Linked DNA regions of Homo sapiens: regions 1 and 3 are each linked to region 2. A link is a contact called in ENCODE Hi-C or POLR2A ChIA-PET data. All regions are on one chromosome and are shown on one strand. Each heading gives the region's core, a stretch centred on a gene start or an enhancer-like site at or near the end of the contact. The rest is flanking DNA. Distances are from core to core; before and after follow the strand shown. Region 1 holds the start of TENT4A (terminal nucleotidyltransferase 4A). Region 2 holds the start of UBE2QL1 (ubiquitin conjugating enzyme E2 QL1). Region 3 overlaps TENT4A (terminal nucleotidyltransferase 4A).

The links. Hi-C counts contacts between places; a loop is a spot of excess contacts on that map. ChIA-PET counts read pairs that join two places held with the same protein, here RNA polymerase II (POLR2A). Pooled maps may share reads with other maps.
Region 1: a map of tibial artery shows a loop between it and region 2 (2.9-fold over the local background). The contact joins the promoter of TENT4A here to the promoter of UBE2QL1 in region 2. A Hi-C loop is called at or near these places in 9 of 168 maps with a recorded cell type or tissue (Right ventricle myocardium inferior, aorta, ascending aorta and 6 more) and 13 of 50 pooled maps.
Region 3: a map of psoas muscle shows a loop between it and region 2 (3-fold over the local background). The contact joins the enhancer-like site here to the promoter of UBE2QL1 in region 2. A Hi-C loop is called at or near these places in 2 of 168 maps with a recorded cell type or tissue (heart left ventricle and psoas muscle) and 17 of 50 pooled maps. POLR2A ChIA-PET finds 5 or more read pairs at or near these places in 2 of 52 experiments (PC-9 and WTC11).

What each region holds. Positions count from the first base shown.
Region 1 is chr5:6,711,646-6,715,174 of GRCh38, reverse strand. TENT4A (terminal nucleotidyltransferase 4A) reads right to left here and starts at 1,743. Exons shown (of 13, transcript NM_006999.6): 1 at 476-1,743. The coding sequence starts at 1,191. RefSeq lists silencers at 375-764, 1,135-1,204, 1,505-1,874, 1,985-2,424 and an enhancer at 2,595-2,654.
Region 2 is chr5:6,446,964-6,450,375 of GRCh38, reverse strand. It overlaps UBE2QL1 (ubiquitin conjugating enzyme E2 QL1), which reads right to left and starts at 1,517. Exons shown (of 2, transcript NM_001145161.3): 1 at 1,129-1,517. The coding sequence starts at 1,482. It overlaps LOC105374639 (a long non-coding RNA gene), which reads right to left and starts at 1,039. Exons shown (of 2, transcript XR_007058679.1): 1 at 1-1,039. RefSeq lists a silencer at 1,485-1,554.
Region 3 is chr5:6,742,974-6,746,392 of GRCh38, reverse strand. It overlaps TENT4A (terminal nucleotidyltransferase 4A), which reads right to left. Exons shown (of 13, transcript NM_006999.6): 6 at 2,553-2,681; 7 at 1-179. Among named protein-coding and RNA genes, the nearest start is that of TENT4A, 31 kb to the right of the region's middle. Within about 2 kb of position 1,297, at least 2 of the 41 ENCODE cell types and tissues checked have a DNase peak (open chromatin) inside an H3K27ac peak, as active enhancers do.

The DNA.
Region 1 (3,529 bases), core at 494-2,993, 260 kb before region 2:
CTAAGTTGACAGTTAAATTTTTTTAAAAAATGAAATTAAAAAGGTTAATATTTACCTTCGACGTGATTCGAGTTCCTGGCAATGCTAAATTATTCTGCAACTTAACTTACGTGAAACTCCACACTTATCTACGCCCCACTTTGACAAGGGGTTCCTCACTTGCCCGGAGGCGGGGTGGAGGGGTAGAGAGTCGATTTCCCGTTCCAATCTCAAGAGTAAAAAAGACAAATACCTGCAGGTCCTACCCAGCAGCCCCTTTTCTTGGACTGTTACTTGTAGGATCTGGGCAAGTCACTCCACGATAAATGAGTCTGATGTTTAAAAAAAAAACTTTCAGTGCAGAGTCGGGCCTTGGCCTTAGCCTTCAACATCCATCCTCCAAAAGCCCGGGCGCCTGGGACGGGTGTCTGCACCGCGGGCGCCGGCCAGGACCATGGGCCCCGCCCCCGCCCCCGCGGCCTCCCCGCGCACTCACCCCTGGATGCCCGGGCTGTACGCGCGGCTCTTCCACGGGGTGCCGGGCCGCGGCGCCTGGGCCCCGGGGCCGCCCCCTCCGCTGAGAGCGGCCGCGCGGCTGCCGGACAGCAGGTAGTTGAGGCCGTAGGTGCTGGCCTTGTTCTCGCGTTTCCGGCGACCCGGGTGGAACTGGTGCTGCGACGGGGAGCCGGCGGGCGCGGGGCCGCGCGGCCCGGGGTGCCCGTTGGCTGTGCCAGGGGCGCTGGGCGCGCCGTCGGCGAAGTTGAAGAAGGCGCCGCCGCGGCCGCCGCCCGGCCGGCCCAGCGAGGCGCTGCTGGAGGACGACGACGAGCAGCCGGGGCTCTCGGTGCCCGACTCCGCGTTGGACGAGGAGGACGACGACGAGGACGACAGCGACGGCGACTTGTGCAAGCGCCGCGCGCCCTCGGCCGCGGGCCCCAGCGCCGTCAGCAGCGCGGGGGGCAGCGCGGCGGGCGCGGTGGGGCCGGGCGGCGGGGGCGACGCGGCGGGCAGCGCGGGGCCCAGGCCGCCACTGCCCCGCCCGGCCGCCCCCGCCGCGGCCGCCGTGTCCAGCGCCGGCGAGTTGAGGCAGAAATAGGACGCGAAGCCCGAGCCGCCGCGGCCCACGCCCTGCGAGGTCTCCCAGATCTGCATCCACAGGGCATTGGCCGGCCCCTTCTGCTCGGGCTGGATCCAGGCCACGCGCGGATCCATCCACGCGCCGCCCCCGCGGGGCCCGCGCGCCCGCCCGCCCCGACGCGGCCCCGCCCCCGCCGCGCCCCGAGGCCCGGCCGCGCGCGCACGGACGGACGGACGGGCCTGGGCCGGTGGCGGCGGCGGCGGCGGCGGCGGCGGGCGGGCCGAGCCCCGGCCTCCTGCTCTAGCCGCGCTCCCGTCGGGCTCCGGCGTGGGGCGGCGGCGGCGGTGATGGGCCCCGGCAGGCCGCGGCGGGCGGCTCCGGCGCTTGGCGCGTCCCAGCGGGCGGCTGCGGTCTCCGGGCTCCCGCTTCACGCGGCGCGGGGCGGGCGCGGGGGCCGCGGCGGCGGCGGCGTTCCACTCGGGCCGCGGGGAGAGGCCATCGGAGAAGGGCGGGCGGCGGGGCCGAGGGGGCGGGCCCAGGCGCCGAGCGGCTGAAGGACCCGCGGGAGGCGCCGCCGCCCGTGCGGCTAGCCCTCAGTCACGCTCGCGCCGCTGGCTCGGCGCTCCTGCGGCGGCGGCGGCGGCGGCGGTGAAAAGACACTCTCGGCGGCGACAGCGCGGGGGAAGGAGGGGGCCGCCGCCGCGTCCGCTCCAATGAGGGGCGGGGGAGGGGGCGGGGACGGGGGCGGCAGGAGGAAGCGCGGCCTCGGTCGCCGGGCCGTGTCGCCGGTGCGCACGCGCGACCGATTTCAAATCCTCACTAGACACTGCCGCCGTGGTTACCGCGCCTGCGCGTTGGGGCCCCGTCGGCCGCGGGCGGGGTGAGGACGGCGTCAGAAGCTACGCGACTGGGAGGGGCTGGAGGGAGAGGCGGTGGCGTTGAGCCATTACTGACTAGGCCGGCGTTGGGTGGAATAGGCAGCGGCTGGAAGGCCCGCACGCCGCCCTCGGCCCGCCGCGGCGCGCAGACCCCGGCGTGCAGACATGCGCGCTAGGGCCGGTGTCACCGGGCTGCCGCCTGAGCCGCGCTGCGCGTGCGCAGGGCAGCGTGGCCGTCACCGCCGCCGGTGGAAGTTTCCGAGCAGCCGGGCGGGGGCAGCGGACGCCACCGCAGGCGCTTCCCCCGCCGGCCGGCCCTCCCTCCTGACGTAAGGGCGGGCCCCGGTCGCAGATCCCGCCCCAGGTCTCTCATCCGAGGGTCCGTGCAGCAGGTCACGCTGCGCTCTCTGGGGTCCGCGCGTCGGCCCACGTGCTCCCTGCACCTCGCGGGGTGAGCGGCCAGCGTGCCGTGCCGGGTGGCTGGCTCCGCCGCTCCGGAGCCGGGAAGGACACGCGGCAGAGTCCTGCTCCCTAGCGGGTCTGCTTACAGGCGTTTGGTTTGCTTTTTAAAATGATTTTCTATGCGAAAAGTGAAGTGAAAACTTCCAAGTTAATTCCCTGGGCAAAATGGGCAGTGCTAGCCGAGGAACGGCTGGTGGGCGGCGCGTCCGGCCCCCGGCTTCGGTTTTTCCAGCTGCACCGAGCGGGCAGGAGTCAGTGGGAAACCGCCCGCCATCCACAGCCTGCCGTTTGCCATCCCGGTGTCCCGAGCGCGATGGAAGCCGGGTTGACAGTGGCACTGTTTGGAATACAGCGCCAACCACACATCCTGTGAGGTCCAAAGCAAACGCCAGTGTCGTTGATCATCGCGGTGCCCCGCGAGCCTGGGCGACGTGAGGCCCCGCGGCTGCCGCCCTGTCTTCAGGCGGAGTCCCCGCAAATGCACTCCCGGGCCAGGGCCCTGAAGCTGCCTTAGCCCAGTGGCGCCCGGGCTCCAAGCCTTTTAAGTAGAACGGGACCTGGCCTTCGTACAGGCGTGTTGTAAATGCTACCCCCTCGTCTCCAGCACAGATGAGTAGACATTACTAAGCACTTGACCCTTCAAACATCGCCCCAACAGGAAAGGTCCGTGTGTTGCATACAAAGGCTTTGGGGCAAGTGGTGGTGGTTAGTAATGAAAATGAATGTTTCAGACGTTTTCAAATACCTTCATATTGTACACGTGGAAATCATGACCAAGGATTAGAACGTGCATTCAGTAAACTACAGAAAATCACACACAAGTCAAACGGCCGTTATTCTGGAGCTGTTTGCTTCCAATGGCTCAGTCCAAAATCCTTGGTCATGCCTGGCTCCTCTCTCTGTCCACAATGAACACATCCTCTTGGCTCCACTGCCCGAAACAACCAGAACCCAACTGCTACCCCTCCTCCTCCCTCCACCCCTCTTTCCCCGCCACCCGTCCATTTTAAAGCAGTGCCTTCTAGCTGGTTTCCCACATTCTGCACAGCTGCTCGTGTGATCCTTTTTAAAAAACAAAAAAGATGTTACTATTTTAAAAATCATCTCATGCCACTCTTAGAATACTATGCAG
Region 2 (3,412 bases), core at 268-2,767:
TGCTCTCAAGTACTTTGGGGTTTCTTTGCGTAAAGCTGCCATCTGATGCAATAGGTGAGAAGGCTCAGGAGAACTGTTTGGCCCTTCGTTTCGTATTTCGTTAAAATCTTTAGCCCTGATAAAGGATTTAACTGCTTGGGGCAGTGAGGTAAGGGGATGAAGAAAAAGAAGCAGGTCTGAAAGAGACCAAGACCTGGAACGTCTACCCCAGAGGTGGTGGTCCTAAGGGGTTCGGGGAAGGAAGGGGGTGCTCTGAGGGGAAAACAGGCATTGCCGTGGGGGGGGGGGGTCTGGTCTTGTCTCTTAAGGGAATGCCCAAACCACACCGCCGCCTCTCTAGAGTGAGTTCCCAAGAGCAAAATTTCCACCTTTCCAGGAGAGGCAGCCCAGAAGAAGGCAGGGGGCGGATTTACAAGCAGGCAGCTGTCCCTCCCCACGGCACCCACCTGCAGATCTCCCACCCGAGTCCCCTGCGGAGGAGCCTTGTGTGTGTGTGTGTGGGGGGGGTTGGGGAGGTGGGAGATCAGCTAGGTTGGACACTTAAATCCTGAGGTCCAGAAAAAGTTCTCACCTTCATAGAGATTATAGGGACAGGAGATTGAGGAGCAGACAAGAGAGGGGCGAGAAAAGGTGAGACGGAGGGGAAAGAAGAGTAGGGGAGCCAGGGAGGGTGGAGAAGGAAAAAATGAAAAAGGAACGGGGGTGGGAATAGATGGGGGGACAGAGAAAGGGGTGAGAGGAGAAAGAGTCCAGGAGGAAAGGGAGAGGAGGGTATGGGAGAGGGAGGCTAAGGAAGAGGGATGGAAGAGAACTATGAAGGGATGAGGAGAGAATGAGCAAGCTAGAGAGACCAGAGAGACGGCAGAGACCGATACCAGAGAGACGGGCAGAGACTGAGACCAGACGGGGACGGGAGAGACGGGACGGAAAGCAGGGGCAGGAAGAAAACGCTCAGGGAAAAGAGGTGGAGGCGCTCGGAGCATCCCCGTGGGGCGCTGGTGTAGTCAGAGCAGGGAGCGAGATGGCCGGAGGGGCCGGCGCTGGCCCTCACCACGGGGCCCGGGCGCCCGGCGGCGCTGCAGACCCGATCTCGGCCCCGCGCCCCCAGCCCCGGCGCGCTCGCCTTACCTGGCCCTTGACCAGGCTGGCTGCGAACTGGCGCATGACGGCCTCCACGGTGTAGGCGCTGGACCAGCCGCGCGGCGTGAGCAGCTCCATGCAGATGGCGCCGCCGTCCAGCACGTAGCCGTTCTCCAGGCGCGGGCTGAGCACCCGCATGAAGGGCGGCGAGAAGGGGAAGTTGTCGGGGAAGGTGAGGTTGAGCAGGATGAACTCGGTGTTGGTCTCCTTCATGTCCTGCCACAGCACCGAGTCCTTGTCCACCTGGTGCAGCTTCACGTTCCAGTCGAACAGGCTCTCGTCCACCAGCTCCACGGAGATGAAGCGGTCGCTAAGGCGCGCGATGTCCTGCAGCTCCTTCATGAGCCGCCGGCTGCGCACCTGCGTGCAGTGTTGCTGGCGCGCCGCGGGGACCAGGCTGCCGCCCGCCGCCGCCGCCACCGCCGGGCCCGGCCCCGCCCTGGCGCCCGCTGCCCTCTCGCGGGGGCCCCCGGCCCCCGCCGCAGCCGCCGCCGCCGCCGCCGCAGCCGCCGGCGCCTTGTCGCGCGGGGCCAGCTCCGCCGCGCGCTTGCCCTTTCCCTTGCCGGGTCCCGGGCTGGCGTCGCCCGCGCCCCCGGGGTGCTGCTGCTGCTGCCACTGTGTGGTGTGTGTGTGCGAGCGTGGTGTGTGTGCATGTGATGTGTGAGTGTGGTGTGTGGTGTGTATGTATGTATGGTGTGAGTGTGGTGTGGTGTGTGTGTGAGTGTAGTGTGTGTAGTGTGTGGTGTTTGCATGGTGTGTGTGAGCATAGTGTATGAGTGTGTCGTGTGTGAATGTGTGATGTGTGTGTGGTGTGTGTGGGGTGTGAGTATGGTGTATGAGTGTGTGGTGTGTGTGCATGTGTGTGCTTGTGTGATGTGTGAATGTGTGATATGTGTGGTGTGTGTGTGGGGTGTGTGAGCGTGGTGTATGAGTGTGTGATATGTGTGTGCGTGTATGTGGTGTTAGTGTGTGAGTGTGTGGTGTGTGACTGGGATGTGGTGTGAGGGTGTGGTGTGTGTGTGCTGTGTATGTAATGTGTGTATGGTGTGTGTGAGAGTGATGTGTGAGTGTGTGAGGGTGTTTTGTGTGTGGTGTGAGGGTGATGTGTGTGGTGTGTGTGTGTGGTGTGTGTGTGGTGTGTGTGAGTAGTGTGTGTAATTGTGTGTAGTGTGTGGTGTGTGTGGTGTGTTGTGTGTGAGCGTGGTGTGTGTGCTTTGTGTGAATGTGTGGTGTCTGAGTGTGGTGTGTGGTGTGTGTGGTGTTTGCATGGTGTATGTGAGCATAGTGTATGAGTGTGTAGTGTGTGAATGTGTGGTGTGTGTGGTATGTGTCGTGTGTGTGGTGTATGAGTGTGTGGTGTGTGTGTAGTGTGTGTGCATGTGTGTGCTTGTGTGTGGTGTGTGAATGCATGATATGTGTGGTGTGTGTGGGGGTGTGTGAGCGTGGTGTATGAGTGTGTGGTGTGTGTGTAGTGTGTGCGTGTGTGTGGTGTTTGTGTGTGTGTGGTGTGTGACTGATGTGGTGTGTGTGTGGTGTGTTTGTGGTGTGTGTGTGAGGGTGTGTGTGGTGTATGAGTGTGTGGGAATGTGTGTAGTGTGTGCGTGTGTGCGGTGTGTGTGATGTGTGTGTGATGTGTGTGGTATGAGTGTAATGTTTGTGGTGTGTGTGTGATGTGTGTGGTGTGTGGTGTGTGTGTGCAGTGTGTGTGTGGTGTGTCTGTGTGTGATGTGTGTGGTGTGTGAGTGTGTGTGGTGTGTGGTGTGTGAGTGTGTGTGGTGTGTGGTGTGTGAGTGTGTGTGGTGTGTGGTGTGTGAGTGTGTGTGGTGTGTGGTGTGTGTGTGCGGTGTGTGGTGTGTGTGAGTGTGTGAGTGTGTGTGTGGTGTGTGGTGTGTGTACGGTGTGTGGTGTGTGTGTGTGTGTGTGTGCGGTGTGTGGTGAGTGTGTGAGTGTGTGGTGTGTCTGTGAGTGTGTGATGTGTGGTGTGTGTGTGAGTGTGTGAGTGTGTGGTGTGTCTGTGAGTGTGTGATGTGTGTGGTGTGTGTGGTGTGTGTGTGCGGCCGAGCTGTCCAGCGGTGAGGCTGTAGTGGTGGCGAAGTACAGGAGAGATTACGCCGGAAGCCTGCATGGTTTAGGATTGTAAACCTTGCTGCCGCTGCTGCTGGTGGTTTGGCTTTGAACTTGAGGAGCGTCCGAGTTCTCCAGGAAAGCCTTTCACTCTGGGTGCCGTCATGGTGACTTCTTGTTTTTAACTTCTTTTACCATTTTTACCTTT
Region 3 (3,419 bases), core at 48-2,547, 300 kb before region 2:
GGTCTGTACCCGCTGGTCATGGCTTTCATGATCTCCTCTTTGGCGATATAGGCACCTCCTTCTTTGATTCTAATACCGGTTTTCAAGTAATTAAAATTTCTCCCATAGAGTTCAAAAAATTCTACAAGAAGCATTCCAAGGTTTTCATCAGCTCTCCGGGCATCAATTCTTGGATGCAACTGTAAAAGCAATGCACCCACAATTTGTATGGATTCATGGCATGTTCTAAAGAAAATAGCACGCGACGAAGTCTGCTGTCCAGCAGCCTCTTCAAGGCAATACCAGTGAGTGGCACTCGCTCACTCACCAGCACCACGAGGAAGCCTGAACAGCAGCCTCTTCAACGAGGAGTGTTCAAAAGGAACACAACGGACTCATCTGAATTTTAGTGTAGTTTGATTTTTGAAATTGGTAATCCATACAGCAAACTTCCTGCAAACACAGATATCTGATTAACCAAATATGGGCAAATAAGTTGGACTATATTCTGCATAACTTAGTCACCTGGATGGTAGATGTAATTTCAGATTCTCGTCATCCTAATTTCGTTATGCTGAAGCACAACCAACAGGGGTCAGTGTTAGACTGACTAGTATGGCAGTATCACATAAAACCGGAAAAGTGAAAGGATTGATTTTAGCTGTGTAAAGGTCATTAGCATTATATCACAATATTTATAGCAAGCTTCCATCCTGCTTGTCACACAGATGAGCACCACTCTCAGTTCAGTGCCATATCGTCTTCAAAAGCAGGCACTGGGCTTGTTCGGAAGTAAACCACTGTCCACCACACCTCCTGAGGGTCATAATTCTCAGCTGTCCAGACCTGCATTGCCCACATGTCTATTTAAATGAATTAAAACAAATTAATTAAAAATCCAGCTTGTTGCTCTCACCAGCCACACTGCAATACTCAGTAGCCACATGTGGCGCCCTGCCCCTTGCCGGACCATGCAGAAGTGGCCATCACCATCACAGAATTCTATCGGACAGTGCCAACTCGAAAGGGATGGACGAGGGCACATGAGAGAAAGCCCTCAGAGAAGCACGGTGCTTGAAACTATTTATAACACAGAGTGCCAGGAGGAGCTGCAGCTAGAAAGCATACAAATGTTTTTAGGGTTCAGAAGAATTCCGGAGTTCTCTGCATATTTCCACCACACAAGAGGAGGATTCCGATTCTGGCCTGACCTTTATTCCCTTCCTTATTCCTTGTCTTTTAGCCAAAATCACATATCCAAGAGCCTGGCCGGTGCCAGGGTGGGCCTCCTCCCCTCACTTAGTCAAGAAACTCAGATGCTGCCACAGTCACACCGCTGAGGCAGGACAAGCTCTGGGCACTGGACAAGGCACAGGGATGTGGCAGTGAACACAGGAATCCCACTCATGCTGTGGTGGCCTCCTGTGGGGTCACAGGATCACTGAAAGGACCCCCTGAGGGGGTGGAGGAGGCCCTGGACCCAGGCCTGGCACATGGCACATGCATGATCAAAGTATTAAGTAGCTGTTGTTACTACAAGGCCATGAAAATAGTGCAAGTCAGGAGTATATCAGTAAAGAACAGAGGCCCATGTTTAATTCAAAATAATGTCCAAAAACTATGGAAGAAAGGCTATATATAAGGGCCACATCTCAGAGGGGAAAGTGAAGACAGGACAGTGTGACTAGAACTGTAAGAAAACAGACATGGAATTCCATTTTCACTACTTTTAAAGCATCTTGGCAGAGACAGACCAAGGAAGCTGCGATCATCACAGGTAGTTACCCAGTGATTCTACTATCATAGCATTCATGACAGTGAGAACATTACCAAATCATGGACAGATTCGGTAATCTCAGCACAATCACAAAGACCAAATTAATGGTAAACACTGGAGAAATACAGCCGTGCGGCTAAATTATATAGGCAAGATTTTGTAAAGGACAGAATTCTTCACTCAAGAAAATATAAACGGAATAATTACTGTTCCAATTAGAGATGATTTTATATGTTTAAAAAGTATAATTACAGTTTATCAATACATCACAGCATTTAACAATACTTTTTAAAACACGTAGGTTTTCTATTGATAGATTTTCCATGTTACTCAGCAAAATAAGGACCACATATAATTTAAGACAAAATAATGATGTTTCATCAGTCTGAGAAAGCTCTCTTGTAAATCCTTTTCTCATATGTGGTACTCAACTTTATTCTGAGACAAATTTTTTTCAATATAAATCACAGACAAGCACCAAGAAATGTTTATTGTTTACCATGAAATGGACATTTCTGAATACAGAGAATTCCCTGAGCTTGGACTGATGTGCACTGGACTCACAGAACCAGACGGGCACCCCTGCACCAACAGTTACACCCAGTACAAAATGAGCATCCAGAAAGGTGCATTAATCAAGAGGGTTTGATTGTAAGAATCAGAAATCAGCCTCTACCAAATTGAAACAATACAGTAAAAGGAGAGCAAAGGCTGCTGGAACCCACTAGGCAACTGGTTGGAAGAGTCTACTCTTACACATGTCTCAACAGAAACAGTCTCAAGAAAGCATACATACCTGTAGAAAGCTAATGGCCATTAAAATTAGGCTGTATGAGCTAATTCCACCTGTAAAAACTTCATTCAGGTCCCTCTGCAGAAGGAACTGTTTCAATACTAAAATCAAGTAAGGCAGCAATGAATATTTCTGTAAATTCCAAAAGAAAAAGATTTACTGAGTAATTACCATACTTTCAAAGAGATTTCACATAGCAAATCACACAAGACAGAAAGGAAAGTTTCCTCGATCCTCTTGCCCATCTGAAGGCTCTCAGTCATTAAGTCTCAAACTTTGGTTGGGGGACGCTAAGAATTAATTTCCTGAGGGGCTTGTGAAAATCGAGACTGTGGAGCTCTCCCTGGGTTACGACTCAGCAGGGGTGCACCCCTACCATGACGAGTCCACAGGCACAAAGGAACTCAGGAAGAGACCAGCGCGTTCACTGGAGTGTTTATGTGCTTGCTACACAGGCCATGAGGACAGTGGGGGCCTCCGGAGCAGGAGAGCAGAGTGAGGCTGGCAAGGAAGGCAGAGCGGCAGGAGATGGCAGGAGGGAGGGAAAGCCTGGCTGCTGCTGTTCGTGTTGCGCTTGGGGTGGACATGCTCCCTCAGACCAGATGACAAGGGGGAAGGGGGAACCTGAAGAGCAAGGCCCTTGAAAATGGAACAAGATGGGACCAGATTGCAGGGGTGGATTTGCCCCTGCTAAGGATTGCAACAGCCTCTACTGCAACAGGAGGTCACGACCACCCGGAGGTGCGTCTGCCCCTGCTAAGGACTGCACGGCCTCTACTGTAACAGGAGGTCATGACCACCCGTTTAAGACCAGGCACATGGTCAGAGTCCCAAACATGTCAGCTCAACCAAGTCTCTCTGCCCATCCTC